5 separate regions of the Mus musculus genome follow, and regions 2, 3, 4 and 5 are each linked to region 1. The links are chromatin loops, found by intact Hi-C in ENCODE. Cell type or tissue: heart. All regions are shown on one strand.

Region 1 (4,000 bases):
AGTTCTTGGTTTTCAGTTTCAGGCGATCTCGGGCAAAAGCCCCAGTCAGTCACGGACTATATTTAATTTGCTGACCAGGTTCGTTTCTTATCTCCTATGGTTTCGGTGGAAGCGGTGACTTCAACCTGAGCCCGAATCTTGAAAGTCAGCACAGGGCTCAAAGAAAACCAGAGCTCCCTCCCTCTATTTTTTAATGCAGTAATTTCACAAGACTGAGCCTCTCAACCCTTCTTTCCACCGGCCCACATCCTCAGACAAACTTGGCCTCCCTCGCCTAGCTCAGGGCAGCGGTAGGAAGTACCCGCCCTCCTGAGCTGGGGCCGGGTGTCCTCGCCGTTCACTGGCTGCAATGGCTGTCAGTGCCCTCAAGGGCGGGGACTCCCACCTTACTGTGGAATCTGAGGACTGCATGGTCACTGGGTCCAGATTCCCCTCCACTCCGCCCCAGAGTCTGTCCCTTCTGCACTTTCTCCAAAGGCCCTCCTCTCATCATCCATTTTTCTGACCCTCTAAGAAGTAAAGTTTCCCTCCACACGCCCCTACCCCTCGCCAGCCGAAGCAGAAGATGCAACGGTTTGGGATGTAAAGCAAATTATGGTCCGGGTCTCTCGGAGTGGTGGCAGATAGCTGTGAAGATGAAATAACTGCTTAGGTTGCATGTTAGTTCAATAAAGTGCACTGGCCATCACGAAATACTGCAGCCATGAATACTAGTGAGAAATGCTACAAAGCACTGCAGGCTTTATCTTTTATTCATCATTTTCAGAGTTTGTCCGGTTGTCCCAAACTATAAATTTTTGAGTATGAGTACTAAACCTTTCTTGGATCACATCAACATCCCATCGTCTAGAAGAGAACAGATTTATAATAAGCTTATTCGGAACATTATTCTGTAAAGCAACTCTATCAAAGCACACCGTCATGAACGTCAGTTCCTCCCGGGAACTGCAGATTCCTTGGAGGAGAAACTAAAGAGTGGTCCTAATAATGCTCTATAAACTGCGGGCATTGAATCCAATTACAACCTTTAAAGTTAGTAATCTCAAAAAGAAAAAAAAGTCCTTTACATCTCTAGATTGTTTTTGCTATATTCAGTTCCATCACCAGAATTGTAAAGGGCACAAAACATATCTTACTTTAAAGTAAATATATTCTTAGTGTTTAGCGCGGGCAAAGACTTAGGCTATTCGAGTATAGTATGTGAGTCAATAAATGTATCTCTTGTGGGTCTTCCAAGGCCTCTAGCACCAGGCGGAGGCTATCGACATTGCTTAGCAGCATCTTCCACGGCCTAACTTCACCTTCGCCCCACTGGGACTCAGCTCATACTTTGCTGCATCCCAGCCCTGGATCGGTTTCAATCGGACCTCGACCTGACTACCCCACCACTCACGCTCGACTGACTCCCCGGTCCGTGAACTTCACTTTTCTAAACTGGGCTGCAGCCGAATCGGTTGAGCCAATCCTCGAGCTGTAAATAGCCAAGGTGACCAATGAGCTCAGCCCGGAGGCGGGTCTTCGCTGGAGTTCCTCCTGTCGGAGCCCGGAGACCTGTTGCCGCCACCACCACCGTCGTGGAGCTTCCTGGGGTCGAAGCGCCCGGACTCTGAGCTCCTGCAGCCAGCGGCCTGCACCACGCTCCGCCAGTTGCAGGCGTCCCGGGCGGTCCTCGGAGGCACGAGAGCCCGAGGCCCCACGCGGCCCGCCCGCTCCCCGCACCGGCCCCACCCGGCCGGGCCGTACATACTCACCGGGGCGCCGGGGCAGCTCGGTCTACGCGGGCTGCAGGGCTGCGGGATCCGGGGCCGATCGCCTCTCCCCGCGCCACTGCAGGCGCCGGCTCCCACCCTGCTCGGCCCGCGCTTCCCACTGCGAGGTTAGCGGCGGCCCATCCTCCCGGCTCCGCTCCTCCTCCGGCGGCCGCGGCTGTCAGGAGGGTAAACATCCCGGCATCCCCGAGGAGAGGGCGGGCCGCCGCAGGCCCCTCCCCGCGCCCGCACCCTGCTCCGGAGCCCACGCTACCACTTTCCCGAGAACTGGGGTGTGCCTCGCTTACGGCGGTCGACCCCTGCCTCCAGATCGGAGTTTTTTGATCCCACTTACCAAGTAGTTTAAGCTGCCTCTACATGGTGTCAGTGCAGGCAAACGAGAGTTTTCCCGGAGTCTGGCTAAGCAAATCTAGACTTTAGCGTCCCAGTTTTAAGAAAGCTTTTCAGGACCCTTCCGAAAGTTGAACTAGTTGGTAGGTATGCAGAATCTTTGGGATACAGGCACACTCACAAAGTGGCATTACAAAAATATTACATTAGATAAATTCGTTTACACGTCACATATTTGCAATATGGGTCTCTCCCTAGTACATGGAGCTTTTCAAAAGCAAAGCTTTGATTCCTACTGTTCCACTAACCAGATTTGAACGAATGGAGCGAACAGCTAGGAGGCAGTGTAGAGTCTGTCATACCTAGATGCTAATCATTCAGTGGCCAGTCGCTTAACTTATCGTGGTCTTTCTTGGAAGTCAGCCTTAACGCCTCTCCTTAGAAACAGACGATGACATACAACAGCGTGCTTGAGCACAGATCTTAACCATTTGATATCAGTAGGCCTTTTTCTGGTTTCGTTCCCCTGCCAAGGGAATAGAGCCAAAAAACAACAACAAGAAAAAGCGGTATTATAGCTCAAATGGATTAAAACAATAGAAGCAAGATTTAGAAAGTTTGGGCCAGCAAGATGACTCAGGAGTTTGATTCCCAGGACCCACAAATTGTTTTCTGACATCCGTACTGCAATGTGACACACACACGAATGCAAGTATGTGAAATATAATTAGAAAAGAATGCAAACGTTAATTTTAGTAAGAAAATTAAATTTCAAGAGGTGACGTTGGGGCAAGTGCTTAATCGGTACAGATTTGCCAGGTGGAGTTCTACAATCAGCTACGTGCAAGAGCCCTGCTCTCATAAAACTTAGCTTCAGTGAGGAAGTCCAAATTACCTAATGTCTTTTATATCTATTTCATAGAGAAACAAAGCTCGGGGTGTGAGTGCTCCTTTAAACATGTTTATCAGGGAAAGTCACTTGGAATTTGAGCAGAGACCTGAAGATGTGAGAAAAGGAGCCATGTGACTGTCAGGAAGTAGACTGTTTTACCCAGGAAATGCAAGGTTACCCTGTCAGGCATGGGTTCGCCATGTTGGAGAAACAGCCAGTAAGCCTATGCAGGTAGGATCCAACTTAGTGAGCAAGGGAGAGAGGCTGGTGGAGTAAGAAAGGGTGAACTATCAGATGTGGAACTTCGAACTCTTAATTTTTATTCTGAATGAAATGGAAATTCATTGCAGGTGTAAGTTGAGAGACAACAGAGCTGTGAAGAATAAAGTGGAGGGTGAAGAAACTGGAAGTTTAAAAGGAAACATAATGGTATCTGTAACACATTCTGATCAGGCTTAGACCAGAATGCTAGCAAAACCAGACAGACCCCAGATACATTTCCATGATAGAGCCAACAAGGTTTTCTGCTGCATTGAATGTGCTATATGAGAGGAAGCTAGGATGAAGCCAATAAGTTGGCATTTGGCCTATATCATAGGTCACATCACACCAAATCAGCCACAGTGGTACTCCATGCATAGGCATAACTTTAGGAAAAACTAAAAGACCCGAGGTACCAGACGATGGATCAGAGCTTGTTCTTATTCGCTTTGCTATTACCAGTTTAGAAAATGTAGATTGATAGGTACCCCGATTTAAGCACACTGCCAATTTATCTACACGCTGAATAGTCTGTACAAGCTATACTTACAAGCAAACACTGCTAAGCAAACACTATACTTACCGAACACTGAGTGAGGGTCAAATTGGGCAAAAGTCAGCTCATACATGCTTAGTGGCTGCAAAGCCTTTATCTAGAAAGAATGCTTTTGGTGTTATATGATGTCCAAAGTATTAAACTTACGTAATAATGTGTCCTATTTTTTTCTACTTGTAAAGGCTTCATGGC
Region 2 (4,000 bases), 110 kb before region 1:
CTAACACTTTACAGAGATTAGCCTCAGCCCAGCATAACACCTTCACCGAAACAGCAGCCCAGCTCACCGACAGCACCCCGCAAGTGAAGGACGCACAGAGAAAGAATGACGAGGAGCTCCAAACCACACTTTAAATGACGATTTAGTGGAGAGGAACATCCTCGGTAGCGCTGCTGCTGAGGGTCAGCGTGAAGTTACAGACCCTGCACTATGGTTTTAAATGCTGGTTCTCCATCTAAACAATGAGCACCTTCCAACTGTTCCTGCATGTTTTATCGCAAAGGCTTCCTGAGAATATATTACAGCACAGACCCAAGCATGCTACCCACCTCCTTCCACAGCACACTTCCAACAGTCAGCAGAGAAGTTTGCATTCCACACTACTGGCAAATGGGCAGATGTATAGTCCCTGGTGACCAGAGGCCTGAGAGGGAGCCTCCGGATGGAGTCTCTCTCCAACATGTTCCCTAATGTGCCCCTCAGCTCTGGATCCACCTGGACTGCAGGCTGAGCTGAGCAAAGATGCCCTGCTCCATCACATCACAGACATCCTTATCCTCTCTTTCAAACAGACAGAACTACGCTTTTAAAGGGCTTACGAACATTTGCAGTGCATTTAAATGTACTGCTGTGCTTTCAATATTTCAACTTAGTGGAGACATAATTATTTCCTAAAATCTTTTCTATAAACTCCATAGCAGCTGTTTTTTTTTGGTTTTGTTTTGTTGTTGGTTTTTTTTTTTTTTTTTTTGACTGTTGCCTGAAGAATTTGTGACTTTTTAAACATCTGTACAAAGAAAGAGAATCATGGAGTGAGAGGACCAGATACTAAAGCAATCAGGCAGACTGTGACATATGGAGGCACCCAAGGCAGCGTGATGCACAACTCTACTTATCTTCCAAGAATGTATGGTTATGGGCAAGATGAGAATGCATTCTGCAAGAGGAGATGCTTATGCCTTTTCAGCCTCCTGACATGAGTAACAGACGTAGGTAGGGGAGGGATGGTTTTTGTTTTTTGTTTTTCAAATGAAAAGGCTCGGCTTCAGAAGAAAACTGCCAACAACTGAAAATGTTATCTGACCTTTCTTTAATCTACACTAATAGTGTACCATGACAATCTTTCAACTGTAAAAATGAAACCCTTTCCTGACACAAGCTGACCTAGCTGTATGAGAAGTGTCGTACATGGTACATACTTCATAAAAAGTAAATACTCCTTAAAATTTACTCTGAATAAAGTGACTAGGTTTTTTAGAAGTTTCACAATAAGCTCAAGGATGTCAACGGATCCTGCTGTCAAGGTGCTATCCTGGAAGCTGTAACTAACGTGGGGACATTTCTTTAGCATGAACCATAATGCAGAATGTTTTCAATAGGTTAGTTAGCTAAAAAACTTAGCACTTTAATCTCCGCAGACTTGGACAAAGAGAAAACCTAGCATAAGGAAATTTACTTTATTATACGATCGGATGCTGGATTCTGTCTTTGTGCTTTTAATCAAGGAAGCAACAAAGAACTGGTCAAAAGCTGGGGATGTGTTTCATCCTTTGCCTCTAGCTATACTCTCTTCTTTTCACTCATCTAGTGTATGTGTATGTGTGAGTGTGTGTGTGTGAGTGTGTGTGAGTGTGTGTGTATGTGTGTGTACATATACACACATCACAGTGCACATGTGGAAATCAGAGGACAACTTGAAGGAACTCATTCTTTTCTTCCACCATGTTGAGTCTTGGGACTGAAGTCGGCCAGCCAGGCATGGCTGCAAGCACGCTTACCCACTGAGATCTTTGGCTTGGTCCTCCTTGGCCTACTTTTATTCATTTTCCTTAACTATGAGAACGGATAGCTTGTAAAATGAGCTATCTCTAAGATGTGGGTTAAAAACTCTTTAAAAATCCATATGGAAATTAGACGATAAAAAAACGATATGGTGCTTTTTAAGAGCTGTTCTCTAGGTCAGCCAAATGAGACTGTTCTAAGAGCAATAAGCCCATTCAGCCCAGCAAGGCTGCTTCTTTATTCTCAGAGTCAGAGTGAACTGCAGAAGAGAATGCCTTGAACAGTCCTTGCTGGGAAAGCTAAAAGACACAAGTCAACTTAACCATAGTTTGATTTAAATACATAAATGAGAGACAAAGCACTCATTTCCTTTTTTAATTTCCTCCTTTGTACTTATGAGTCAGCCAGAAATGCTGCTGGCAGACAGAATGGAAAGAGACCAAATTTATTTCATTATTACGAGTATAATCTGAGGTCAACTTGGGATATCTGGATCAGTATTTCTTCTGTAAAAGACATTCAGAAAATAAAATCTGTATTCTGCCAGGCATTCTTGATGACACTTTGGACACCACGGAAGGAAGACCCAGTGGATTTCACTGCTTCTCTGTTCTGGACACTGCACTGTGTGTCCAGTATCCAAAGTCACTGTGTGTGTCATCTGACTGGCTTAGCAAATGTTCAGGTGCTGCCTGTGGCACACACTGTTCTAGGTCTGAGAGATGGGAATTAAACAGAGCAGATCCTTAAAGCTCTGGGTCCACAGTAGAGCCACGCAGGGCTTGTTTCAAGGAGCTGTCTGAGATGCCGTACTTCAATCAGTAAAGAGGTCTGCCTGGTCAGGCAAGTTGCCAAGGATAGAAGACTCACCCTGGCAGCCTGGAATTCAAGTCCATTTAGCAGACAGTTACCTCATTAAACTGATGACTGTGAACCGTAACTAAAAATGTTTATACCTCCCCAAACCACAAAAGAAGAGAAACGGGCAGAAAAAGCTGGAAATGCAGAGGGCTGCACATGCAAATTGTACTATGCTACAGTACTGTGGTTGTTTTAACTAAACACTTGTTATGGTGGCTGAGAGGTTAAATGTGCAGAGCTTCAAACAGATAATAGCTTCTTCAAGGAGCAATTACTTAAGTCGAGAAAGGACTGGAAGTTAAAAATAAACCAGTGGAGGTGGCCTCGAGGACTGGCAGAACATATGCTGCCTCTACACCCGACACCGCCCCGCACAATTCGAGGGCACAGCAAAGACGGACTCATGGAGAGGAGCCAGGAAAGGTGTGGGGACAACAAGTGCGTGGCCACAGGTGGCACCTGGCACCAGACAGGAACCTGTGGTAATGCCTTCTTCAGAGACACTCATTTTCTGAGCTGAAATCAGAGGATGCCTCACGCTTGGAAACAGTGTGGGAAACACGAATGGTAAACTCCAGAGACTCCAGTGTGAAATTCCCGAACGCTAAGCATGCATTTACTCTGCCCATAGCATCACAGAACCAGAGAGATGCCCGTCTCCCTTTGAAAGATAAACACCACTTCAGGCTGTCCTATGACACAACAGCAACACAGTTTCTCCCAGGGGGGTTCAAGTTTTTGTCTGGCATAGACACCAATATTGGTGCAGTCAAGTTAGATTTAAAAATCCATCTCATTTTAGAATACAGAACAAATGCATGCACCAACTACGAAAGTGCACGCAGAAAACTCCTCTCCATCATTCCTCTCCTGGGGTCATTATGAAGGCACACACGCCCCATGCAAACGTCAGTGCACCCTGCTGCTCTGTGTTCTCGCCGCAGCAGTTATGTATTAGTAAGTACACTTCCTCAAGCAGCAGATAACCACCTCAATGACATACCGGAGCATGCAATGTGGTGAGATCTGTATCTTGGATTGATTTTCCAAATTGGGCTTTTCTCCTGTTGCTTTTTTCCCCCCTCTCTTTTCCTCTATCCCAGAGCATGAAAGGGTAAGACCCTGAGAAACATATCTGCCGATGAAGTGAGAAGGCCCCGTGGCCTGAATATCAACTTCTTGGAATAACTATTTACATATCACAAACCTGTGTCACTACCCCCCCTGTCCTCCCCCCAAAAGAAAAGAAAAGAAAAAAAAGAAAGAAAATCACTCCTTTTCAATAATTAAGATAATACTATTAAACCATTCTTTCACCAAAAGCACAATGGATGGATGGACAGAACGACGGTGTGTG
Region 3 (4,000 bases), 270 kb before region 1:
CCCCTGATTATGAGCACAGCCCTCAATCACAGGATCCCAGTGTGCAGACTGTTCTTGGCTCCAATAAAGTCTGCTAGAGTTCAATGTGGCTAATATTTTAATTCTCATATGTTAAGGTCCTAGCATGTCCAAGCCGCAATTCCGTGACAATATTAAACGGGCTGTCCTATCATGTCAACTAGACTATCCCTTGTCGACTTCAGATTTGTCACTTGAATATTTAAAAACCAGACTAAGAGGAGATGAAAACTTTAGAACAGGTCCACACCAGCTTTGTTTCTCTAACTCAGTGATGGGTTAAGGTTTTCTAGCTCACGGATGGGATCTGAACACCAAGCTGGTAGGTATGAGGGACATTGCAATGGCACAGATTTCTGTTCCTGTACTCCAAAAATAACCAAGCATTCCTGCAAGGTCAACTATCAGATCCGAATCCTACCCCGATTCAAATGAAATCTATTTTCTCCCAAGCATCCGCCTAACATCACTCTGGCTATCCACATTGATGTCCTAATGCGTCTATTTGTTTCAAATGATTCATCTTTATACAGTTCAGTGCATTCACTACGATAGGGAGCATTGTCAAGCAGGTGGCCGTGAGGCTCATTCTCTGAAGGCTAAAGAAAACCTTTTTTTTTTTTTTTTTTTTTTTTTTTGTTATTCATACTCCGGTATCCAGGTTACATCTTGATAATTACTTTAAAAACTAAGAGTAAAAAATGGCAGATGGAATGTTGTTGCTTTTCTTTCTCCTCCTCTTCTCCCTTTATGTCTTCACATTGTCAGGATGGCTCCATCCATTTAGATGGCAAGGCGGGCTCTGAATGAAGGCAGACCTGCACTTCCTCAGTCATCTCTCCAGTTCAATTACAGAGCTTTAGCGGGGCTAATTAGCATTCTTCAGAGCGGGAGCTCTTTGAGTGACAGGTAACCATGGAGAGTCACACTCTGGGTGATCAGCAAGAATCTAGCATTTCTTTTTAATTAAAAATTAGAAAAGCCTTGAAGAAAAAGCTGAGCGTTTACTGCCGTGTGCCGCTGCTGGTCCACGGTCGCTGCTGGGTAGAGGATAGCAATGGTGTCAGAGGGAAGTGGGGACCGTTTCAAAGGGAATCCAGGAGGATACCACAATAGTCTGAAACGGGGAAAAAATGTTTATCCTTCACTCTGACAACGGACACCGGAAAGAAAGCATGGAAAGACAAAAGATCGGGAGTTCTCCTCATATTACTCTGCTATCCCCTTCAGAGTTTGAAAAATAACGTTGTACTCAATAACAATATTTTTTTTCTGCCCGTCAAATGTTAGATTTAGCGCTTTGGCATAGCATTTGCAGTTATATAAATGATCCATGTTTAGTAACCACTGATTGGATGGGGATGGGAAATGTAATAGCCAACTACAAATATTAACAATTGTTTCAGTCCTGAGAATATGCAAAGGCCCTTTAGTGTGCAAGCACCTCGCCTGCTCCGACCGAGCACTTGAGACAGCAGAGAGTCTTTCCAGTGGAGTGACTACCAGGTCCGAGAGGTGAGTGAGGAACGGTCAGCTTAGCTCAGTAGCCCACGTGTGGGGAAAAAGTAAAGAGAAATCCTGGAACATGTTTAAAGCACTCCATAATCCCCCTACTCAAAAGCACGTAAGTGAACAATCTGGATGATCAGAGTTCGTTTTTATTTTTTCCCAAACTGAAAAGAAAAGGTTATATTTTCTTTCTGCTCATATCCATCTTATTATTTTTAAATTTAATTTCAACCTGCCTCTCCCTTTCCTGTTTTTACCCAAAAGTAGAATTGTAAAAAAACATTCTGTGGTGTTATTTCTGGCCAGTATCAAGCCAGGAAGCTCTTGCAATCTTGAGGGAGTGCCTGATCCTGAGAGCTTGCCAGCCTTCCTCCAGCTAGGTGGAAGAAAACAAAGACACTCGATACTCTATGACTTCTTCCTCAGCGCTTGTGGATGCTCGCTTACTTTGGGAAGATTCACAGCAATAGCGAATGATGAGAATAAGTTGCATTAATTCACAGGCACATGCGTCCTGGTTCCCCTTCTGAAAACTAGTGGGTTGGTTTTTTTTAAGGTAAAAGTTGAATGAAGAAACAGATGTTAACTCCAAAAGTCTTTCTCCTGCAATATGTAGCAATGGGCATTCCCCATCAAACTGCTCATGGAACACTCCTTATAGCCATGCTCTTTAAAATAACCCCTCAACTTTTGAGATTTACACAAAACTAAATTTTACTCCATAGCAGTATTCTCCTCTCAAAATTCAAAAATCTAACCTCAATAAATTTAGCTTATGATTTGCTTTTGATGTAAAAGCAAGTGGGAAAATTTTAAAAACTTAAGTTCCATAAATTTCAAACATAATTTTTTTTCAGAAATTATTTTATAGCTAATAGAATTCTACTGGAGGAGGAAGGGCCATTCTCACACAGGAGCATCAGTCTCCAGTCTGAGCAACTTCACTCTGCAGGGTATTCTGTTTCACCAGTTATGTAGCTGTGTCCAGCTGTCATCCATGGTATTGACTACTTCTGTGGTTGTGATCTATTGTGGGTATATAAATATATAACATATGCATTGCTTTTTTTCTTCCTGATAGTGAATGAAATCGTTAGATTTTTTCCTGAATAAGCAGAAAACACTATACATTTTTAAACAAATCCATTAAAATAATCAGTGTCCTCCCTCCATACTGAGTGCATTTGGCATCTTGAACTACATGGCCATTTCTAGCTAATGTTAAAAGAAATATATTGAATTATTGGAAACTTAGAACTGTTTTCACCCAAATTCAATTCTGAGCATCTACAGATTGGTCAATTTGAACCCTTATGCCTATGGGTTTTTTTTTCTTTCTTCTAGTGTGTATGGACACCATTGAAATAAAAGAGAAAACTTGCAAGAATGAGCCACTTTACAACATTTCATATTTAATTAGAGAAGACGAGCCAGGAGGGCTGCTGACACGGTGCCAGAGAATATTTCTAATTGCTTTACATCTTCCTACTTCGTGATGATGTCTCCTCTAGTGGGAGAAAAAAAATAAATCAGTTAATAATTACAGGTACTACCATTTTTTTTTTCAGAAACAGTCAACACCCCTCAGTCAGCTAGCTCGGACCTCAGTGTGGTGAGCTGTGCTTAGTCTCCTGGATACTATTGTTTAGATTTTCCTCATTGATTCCCAACACTTACATAAAGTCAAACACATCAGGCCTCCTGCTGATGGAGGTTAATCTGCTCACTGTACAGATGAAGGACAGGTCACAGCGAGGCTTCTGGCCCTTACTCACTAGCTTCTCCATGAGAAGTAGAACTCAGCTCCCCCATGAACACGCTTTGCTTTTGGGTTCCTGCCATTCCCTGGGGCTGTTCGTTAGATTCCACACAGACTTCTCATGACATGACTCACACTTGACTCACAGAGTCTACAAAGAGCACAAAAGCCAGCTGACCACATCCTGCCACGCACACCCCTTTAACAGTCCCAAGCCCTCTCTTTCTAAGTCACTGCCCTGGGAAGACGGTATTATACCCAATCTGATAGGTACTTACTTCCTTGTGCTATTGCTCTGACGGTCTCAGGGCATTTTGCAAACACTCTGCATTCACCTTTACCTCACCGGAAGAAAATCCTCTTTGTGCAGGGAAAAATACATTGGTCTTAGGTAGCTTCTACTTTCTGGTTTGTCCCTAGTCTGTCTGATATGTGTTTATGTATGCTGCCTAATGTCTAAGTGTTTGGCTCATGTCTCTCACTGGAGCGGGGGAGGGGGGGTATAAGAGATACTTTACAGAAATCTTTAGCAAAGTTTTATAAGCAAAAATATCACAGAGTTCAACTGAGCCATGTGACAGACAATACTGCCAACATACCGTGTATCAAACAATATCTCTATGCTGTTTCCAACATTTATGGCAAGTATTTGTAGCATAAGGTCTCTTTTGACATATTTGCTGTTTTCAACAAATGATTATCATAACACAAACA
Region 4 (4,000 bases), 61 kb before region 1:
AAAAGAGATTCTTACTGGACAGAAGCAACTAGGAGTGAAGCTATTCTCTCGAAAGGTCATAGTTGCAAAAACAAAAACATTAAATGTGGAGAATGTGAGAAGTTGGATATATAATTCAGGAAACTCTGAAGATAATTGTGTAATATATAGTATGTATAAAACATTTAAAGGTGATATTTGAAAAGAAAAAAGATGGGCTGATTTGGAACCAAGTTTGTATTTGTTCAAAAATATACTGATTGTCTACTGTGTGTACCATAAGACTAGTAACACAGATTACAGTCTAAAACAAGAAAAACTAACGGCAAAGTTGACAATGATAAAACAACAGATTTTATAGAAAAAAAGTATGACAACAAATGCGTATTATATGATTAGGAAGGTTCAGTTTTCACTTCATGAATAAAGAAGGTCATACACACATATCTGAAGTGTGTGTGTGTGTGTATACATATATATATATATATATATGTATATATATATATATATATATATATGAAAATGATGGATAAGTAAATGAGAAATTACATCTTAGACAAGCACAACTTCATGCTGTCCTGGAAGAGATGGAGGAGGACAGGCAGCAAGACCACTGAGGGAGCCATTATAATGCAACAGAGCCCCTGGAGGGAATGAAAGAGGTAAGAAATCTCCCAGTTCTAAAAATGTTTTAGACATACAGCTAGTGGTGCCTGATAAGTCAGGCATAGTGAGAGAAAAAGGAAGAAGCCAGGGATGTCTCAGCCTCAGCTGCAAAAAGGATGGGCTGGCCAAGAACTGGTTTCAGAAGATGAGGATAGGGTAGGTAGAGGGAGGACCAACTTGAGATCACTGTGGTTATGACGGACAGTCCCACACTGGGAAGGGTGTTGGGCATATGAACTTGGGAGAAGCAGAATTCACATTCAGATGACTCTTGAGAGCCATGTATATGAAATTTAAGAATGGAATAGAGCCCGTGTAATGAATACAAATGGGCAAAGAAGAGATATAAGAACTAAGCCTTAGGGAATCCATTATTAAGATGGTTGAAGGTGAGGTGACAGCAGGCAAAGGGAGGACAGACAGCAGGGAGGACAGTAAAACCAGAGGAAAAAACAGATGTGTGGAAGGCAGGAGAAGGAAGGGTTTCAAGGATTAGAGGATGGTCAATTATTTCCCAATGTAGATAGTAAGATGAGGCCCACGTAGCTCACATGGTAAGGAAGGGGAGAAGCTTACACACTGTAAACTGAAGAAAAGGAAGATGGAGACTTAATATAAACATCACTTTCTAGAAAAGTCTGAACTGAGTAGGGGATCGTATAGGGTCTGACTCTAGTGAGAATTCCGGCAGGTGAGAGCGGTTCAGTAGGTACATCCGGTAACTAGAGGCAGACTTGCTGTGCATGGATTCTAGCTGAGAAATGTGTGATATTTCAGGACCTGCCAGCTGACAGTGAGGTCAGGGGATGATACATTTAGGATTGCAGGAAAGAAGAACAAGAAGGAAGGGACGCTTAGGCAGATGGGTGGAATCTTCCAGACTAAATCTGTGACTAGGGAGAAAGCCCAGGCTTTACTGAAGGATCAGGCCACGATGCTCAGTTATGGCTCACAAAGCAAAACTTTCCTCAAAGCTTTAGTCACAGCTTACCACCCTGTGCCTATATCCACAAAACCTACATGACATGAACACTTAGAAAAAGACTACATCACCTTTAAATTGCTATAAACACTTCCCAAAGTATAAGGTCTATTCAGTGCCTATTAAAAATACCCTCACAGCATGAATTTATCAAAGCAAGCAATAAACCTTACTGCTCAGAGAATAACTGGCAGGTAAACTAGAAAGAGGAGAAGGCAGTGTGAGGATTGTGGGCAAACGCTTTTGCACACTGTGAGCCACCAGGGGGCTACCTTCCTCCTGCCCACAGTCCGTTAGCTCCTGAGCATGCAGCAAGGGGCACTGGAACTCCAGCATCCTGCTCACTTCATACATTCAACATCCTAAGTGGATACTAGTTGGTGCTGCCAGGAAGCATAAAAGAATGTCTAGTGACTCTAAGATTGTGTCGTCATATTCTGCAAACTGTGAAAGTACAGGCTGTTTCTTACATGTAGTTCTGGTGTATGTTCTTTCACAGACAGCCCAGATATTACAATATTTCAAATTATAAAAAAAAAAAGTAGAAATCCCCACAACTCAAGCCTATGATCATTATTTAAATTAATATCCCTAGAAATTTTTAGCATTGCACTCTGATTACTGTTATATAATTTTAGAATTAAAATATGCAACATTATGCATATTTTTTGCAACATTAAACCCTCCTCATTTAAAATCTAAAAATGAAAATAGCCACAAACTGTCATAAACCTCTACCAAAATGTAAATATAACACTCCATTGTTTAACAGTCATCTTCCTGTAGTATTTTACCTTTTCTGTCCCCACGTTTTTTACAGTCTGAATTAAAGGAGGAAAAGGGAAATCTACTGTCTTACAAGAGACCTGAGTAATGAAAGACAGAAGAATCAAATAAAATGTCCAGTCACTGCTCTCTAGATGGTAATGCGTACCACCTAGGGGGGAAGAACAAGAAAGCTAATAAAAAAATCTGCCTTAACTTCACTAGAGAAGCAGCAATGCAAATAAACAAATAAACAAATAAATAAATAAAAACACACAAGTTCCATATTCTAAACCTTAAACACAAAGGGCTTCATACCATACTAAAAATGCAAGCACAGGTCCCAGGCTATGTGTGGGCTTATAGGCGCCTCTCGAGTAAGGAAGAGGAGAGCCATGCTAAGAACATACACTGCTCATCACTCCATCAGACCTGGTGTCCATGCGACACACAGAAGGCTGACTTCTTTAGGTTTCTGTTTGTGTCCACGCTGCCATTAGCATTACAAAAGTGAAGGGGTCACTGGGCTAACCATATGTTACCATATCACCCCCATTATTCAGACCAATGGTGTGGAACAAAACAAAGGGAGGTTGTCAACCCTAAGCCCAGGCTGTCCTTCCCTGTCTTTTAAAATGCTACGGAGAGCAGGAACATTTCTCAAAGACTTAATAAGCAATAACGCCTATAAGCTCTTGTCAGGTAATCTTTCTTTCGCTGTCTCACACCATCAGTCTGAAGGCAGAGGGGAGGAAAGGGGAAAGCCCCTCCCTTCCCCCCATATGCCTGCCACAAGGCAGCCAAGCCTGGGATGACACTTGCCTGTTTCCAACAGGGAAAGTGGTCGGTCCACCCACACAGGAGCAACAGCAGGAGGCAGAAACGAAAGGACTGGTGTGAAAAGAGATGCAGAACCGGTCTATGATTTTGAAATTTAGACTGTGTGGCAGCCTAGTGTCTCATAAGAAAACAATTACTTTCATTTCTGCCTCCTACTGCCGCCCCGACCTTTCTTGGTTGGCAAGTCAGTAGGAGGCAAAAAAAAAAAAAAAAAAAAGAAAAAAAAAGGGGATTTTTTTTTTCTTTGAAGCACAGGACCAGCCAAAACTGTGAACTTCAGAATCACAACATGAACTCCCTAATTTTTAGAGGTGTTCTTTTATTGTCTTTGCTAGGAACGGTGTAATAATGGTGTCTCAGTGTCTCATCATCGGATGAGATGGCATTAAACTAGGTAGAGCTAATACCATTTGCTTATAACAATCTTGATCGTGTAACTTAAGACCGTTACAAAGTTACAGATAGACTTGATAGAGCCAATCCTGAAAGCAAAAGTATTCTTGCTCTAAATGGTTTTTCTCAACACTGAAAACTCAAGTACAGAGAACATAGCAACACAACGTATATTAAATATATATATTTGAGAATGATTAAACATGGTCCTTTTAAGGGCATCCTGATTGGCTTCAACTCTGTATCTACCTGAGCCTTACTACAAGTAAAAAAAAAATAAGAGCTCAGCAGTGTCCAAAGTAAATGTATCCTTTCTCACAAGATTTAGCTTAATAAGAAGAGCTAAGGAAAATGCCCACATGAGCAAACGAAACA
Region 5 (4,000 bases), 290 kb before region 1:
TTTCTCCAGTACTTAAAATAATGCCCACAGGAACCCACCCAATAAAATGGCCTGGAACAAAACACTCAGTTCAAAGCCAGAAACAATGGCAAAGCTGCAAGCTCTGCCCACAGCTACCTATATTGTGAGAGTGTGGGGAAATATGCAAACTGGCAAACAGGGTGTATGGTACTCCCTCTCTCTTGCTCTTTGTAGAACTCTTTGCCAAGGGCAAGGAACACTGCAGCAGCCAGCAGCAGCCAGGCAGGGCTGTCAGCGTGAGCCTCATCATTTCTGTCACCAAGCTTGAGCCACGAGGCACTGTGATTGCTTACCAATAAGGCCTGAAGAGCTCAAAGTGCAGGTAGATTAAGTCATAAATAGTTCAGTTTTAAGCCAGCTTTCCCATCCACGGAAATGTGAGTCTGGGGTAGGGAGGGGGAAGGAACAGATTTCATCAGAGGGTAGTCATGCTCAGAACATTTATAATGAGAAAGCTGCTTGTGACTAGATGAATGGTCCACAGGGCATAAACCAAAAATGTTACCTATCTTTCATCATATTACAACGTGTGCTAATTACTTGTTGCAAGTTATTTATAAAATACAAATTTGTACAGCTAACAATGTTTAAAAAACAATTAGCAAAGTGAACCAGCATGGATAAGAAAAAAATTTAAAAACTGGATCGTATAGGATTTGTTGTAACCAAAAACAAAGTCACTCCTATAATAAATCACCTGTCTGAATTTTTATCAACTCGACGGCAATTTTTATTCACAGTTTACTTACTAACAGTCTGTTTAGAGTTGCTTCATTAAAGCTAGGTTGTTGCCAAAAGTGGCAAACAGTTTTGCATTCTGTAGGGAACTGGGACTGTATGGGTTAAAAGGCTTGATTTAAACTTTGCATAAAGCATGTGTCTGTGGCAGACACCCTGAGTCACCTTGGGGTGTTTCTTCCTTTCGCCCCGTTTGCCCATTTCCCATCCTGTCTATTTTTCTTCCTGTCTCTTATCCAAGCCTGCAAAACTCCACCAGGAGGGAACGAGTGAGTGCAGTGCTGTGGAAGTTCTGAGACAGAATCAGCTCTGCCACTCACTGTAAAGCGGGACGCCAGAGCCATCTCAGTGTGGCCGGAAGTGGATTAACAGTGCCTTCAACTCCTCGGTGTATGAAGAAACAGAAAATATTGCCATATCCAGTTCTAAAATTACAACTATTCCACAGGCTGTGCCTTCATCAAAAACGCTTCTGTGTGTATTTTCCTCAACAACTGCAAATCCGTTTCTAGATATACGAGTCCAGTTTTTATGCAAGGATTGAGGGCAACCACGGTTGAAACAGTCAGACTTGAGGCTTGCTTGCTTGCGGAAATAAAGTATCTTTGCTATCTGTGAGTTGTGTTTTGCTGCTCAGTGAACAGTTTGGGCTTTGTATCTTCCTTCCCTAATACCCAAATACTGTTTCAGAAACACAAAGTAAGATGGCGCCCCTGCTCAGGTCTTATTTTCGCTTCCTCTAGTTTCTGCTGGGAAGAAGTTTGCTTCGTCTTAAGTTGCCACGTTGTCATTCGCCGTCCACAGTAGTTGGCTTTATCTGAGATACATTTGTCCTTATACTGGGAAAAAGCATCACTGTTTCTGATTGTGATTTGAGCTATGTTTCCAAGCTAAACTGTAATCAACAATTTCACTCAGTAGTGTGGTGTCCTATCAAAACATAAATATCAAATTAACTGTGAGTAGTAGCTCCAAACCAAACCGGATCAGCCAAGTGAACCTTTCAAACAACTCAGATAAGATTGGTTTTTGCAGCCGGATGGAGTATTAAAATTTTCTCCTTCGTTTGTGCGGACAATCCTATTTTGAACACTAGATGGCGATATGAACTCGCTGAATTTGGAACCCGACCAGCCTATCCATAATTTCAAAGAGAAAAAAAGATGAGGATTTTCCTTAACTGATTTGATAGTCTGACACGGGGTGTTAGGAAGTGGATTTATATGATGTAACAGCTATTTCATTAAGCTTCTGTGAGAAAGAACGCATCCTCTTCTGGCAGGAAAAACGCGTCTGCTTCTAAAACACCAGCCAGGGAAATCGGGAGGCTTCATACAGAGGGAGGAGAGGGGAATGGCAGATAGGCTTGCTGGCCAATTTGACTGCTTCAAAACTGACTTAAATATTTTTCTTGACTACTTGACAGTCAAAATGGTGAAGGCAGTTTGTTTGTGTCAACACAGGGTGTATTTTGTGTGCCACAAAGTGAATGTCTATATTGCTAGACTTCCTGCCTGCCTCTTTTGTAGCGTAGCTATTTGGTCAAGTTGGTTAGGGCAGTCTACTACTACTGAAACCACAGTCACTGTGGGAATAAGTTCTGCTCTGTGGGAAAGCCTGTCCTCGATTTTAGCCAGTCATTGGACAAGTGCCTGATCTATAGATACTCCTGTGCATGGAAGTCCAGATGATCAAAAAAGGAACATCTTTGCAGGAAGGGAAAACAAAACAAAACAAAACAAAACAAAACAAAACAAAACAAAACAGTAAGAATCGCATAGTACATATCCCATGAATGGCAAATCCTGTGTGTCACTTCTCTAGAAAGGACTCAAGTAAATACTTTAAAAACTCAACTCTCTTGATGAGCACAGCCATATTCTTTGTCCCTAGAACCAGGTATATTCTGCACACAACTGCTTCAAACTGAAAGAGAAAGGAGGGAAAAATAGTTGGAATCCCACCAACCTCACAACATAGTCACAAAGACCAACAGGCAAACAAACATCAAGGAGTGCGCTAACTACTGCAAGGAAGAGATTTACACCCAAACTGCAAAGGAAGTGAATAAGAGTCGGTGTTTAAGGCCAGTCACTGAATTAAGATTCAAGCAATGGCATGAAATCAGCTCTAAGGTATGTCCAAAGGCATTCCAGATGATAAAGTAACAGTCTAAGAAACCAACAAATTACAGAGTGGGTGTTTAAGAATACCTGTCCCCATGCCAGGAATGTGGTCTCTATGGTGGCACATGCCACGAGCTATGTGGATGAGAGGGGTGGTCAAAAGGCAATCAGTGATTTTTCCCTTAATCTAAAACGTGATGAAATCCAAATATAAAATAAGTGTCGATGGGTCCTCAGTAGCAGAATGAACTGGGAGAAATGAGTGAGTGTGTAGTGTCTTGTTCAGGAACCCTGAGCAGTCTCAGAGGTGCAGACCTCACAGTGTGTGCGGTACAAATGCTTCTCATTCACTGTGCTTTGTGCATGGCGACTTTCTTCCAAATCCCAGAGTGTGGACAGAGGAGTTGGGCATAGAAAACTCGGGTGAGCAGGGGTGGTGACAGGTCAGGCCAACCTGCCTTGTATCTTCTCACTAGTCTTTCCCCTCAAACACACAATTCAGAGCTAGTCAGGATATCATATAAATCCCTCCTGAAGTTCAGTGTACGAAAGACGGGAACTCCTCACAATTGTAATGGACAGCTAAAGCATTCACAACCAGCAGGATGTGTAGGAACCTTGATAGAGAAATGACATGTCTTGGATAGGATCCTAGAACAGGAGATGGGCGGGGGGACTATAGTTCAGAAGAAAAAGAATCTGAATGAACTTGATTGGATAACGCAGTGATGTCTATTCATTAGCTGTCCCAAGTGACGGGCGACACCATTAGATGTGGTATAGATGTAAACTCTCTGCACTACCTTTGAATTATTTTCTTTTTTGTAATATAAATAATACATAAATATGCTCTCTTGGTTTCACTGGTTGGCTTTGCTTGATTTTGAGATAGGATTTTGCTACGTATCCCTGACTGGCCGGGAAGTCATTATATGGACTGGTCTGGCCTCCAACTGGTAGATCTGAGACAGGAGTCTAGCAGATGGACACCAGCAGAGGTCTTGGGACAGGTGGAGTGAGAAGGACTGTGCTATCTGTTAGAGACCTGTTATATACAGGGATGTCATGAAAAGAGAGATGCAATATTAGTAATGATGATGATATTAGGTATAATT

The links. Hi-C counts contacts between places; a loop is a spot of excess contacts. Peaks named below come from ENCODE experiments on the same cell type or tissue, not always from the same donor. Only the 100,000 strongest peaks of a DNase experiment are listed, where the experiment ranks them.
Region 2: it touches region 1 in a loop (3-fold over the local background); 12 of 42 quality-filtered maps call a loop at or near these places.
Region 3: it touches region 1 in a loop (12-fold over the local background); 3 of 42 quality-filtered maps call a loop at or near these places.
Region 4: a loop joins it to region 1, with 2.1 times the contacts of the local background. A loop is called at or near these places in 9 of 42 quality-filtered maps.
Region 5: it touches region 1 in a loop (3-fold over the local background); 9 of 42 quality-filtered maps call a loop at or near these places.

Annotation. Positions count from the first base shown.
Region 1 is chr1:138,617,801-138,621,800 of GRCm38, forward strand. It overlaps Nek7 (NIMA (never in mitosis gene a)-related expressed kinase 7), which reads right to left and starts at 1,957. Exons shown (of 10, transcript NM_021605.4): 1 at 1,752-1,957. In heart, CTCF peaks have their summits at 359 and 2,432; DNase peaks (open chromatin) are centred at 351, 1,481, 1,921 and 2,441; H3K4me3 peaks cover 2,756 bases; H3K27ac peaks cover 2,671 bases.
Region 2 is chr1:138,504,640-138,508,639 of GRCm38, forward strand. All of the region lies in intron 7 of Nek7 (NIMA (never in mitosis gene a)-related expressed kinase 7), which reads right to left. Among named protein-coding and RNA genes, the nearest start is that of Nek7, 110 kb to the right of the region's middle. In heart, no CTCF peak of the experiment used is centred here; a DNase peak (open chromatin) is centred at 2,492; H3K4me3 peaks cover 307 bases.
Region 3 is chr1:138,345,226-138,349,225 of GRCm38, forward strand. No RefSeq gene overlaps it. Among named protein-coding and RNA genes, the nearest start is that of Atp6v1g3, 73 kb to the left of the region's middle. In heart, no CTCF peak of the experiment used is centred here; DNase peaks (open chromatin) are centred at 1,886 and 3,396.
Region 4 is chr1:138,556,612-138,560,611 of GRCm38, forward strand. The region is part of intron 2 of Nek7 (NIMA (never in mitosis gene a)-related expressed kinase 7); the gene reads right to left. Among named protein-coding and RNA genes, the nearest start is that of Nek7, 61 kb to the right of the region's middle. In heart, a CTCF peak has its summit at 1,894 (motif pointing right); no DNase peak of the experiment used is centred here.
Region 5 is chr1:138,326,583-138,330,582 of GRCm38, forward strand. No RefSeq gene overlaps it. Among named protein-coding and RNA genes, the nearest start is that of Atp6v1g3, 55 kb to the left of the region's middle. In heart, a CTCF peak has its summit at 1,851 (motif pointing right); no DNase peak of the experiment used is centred here.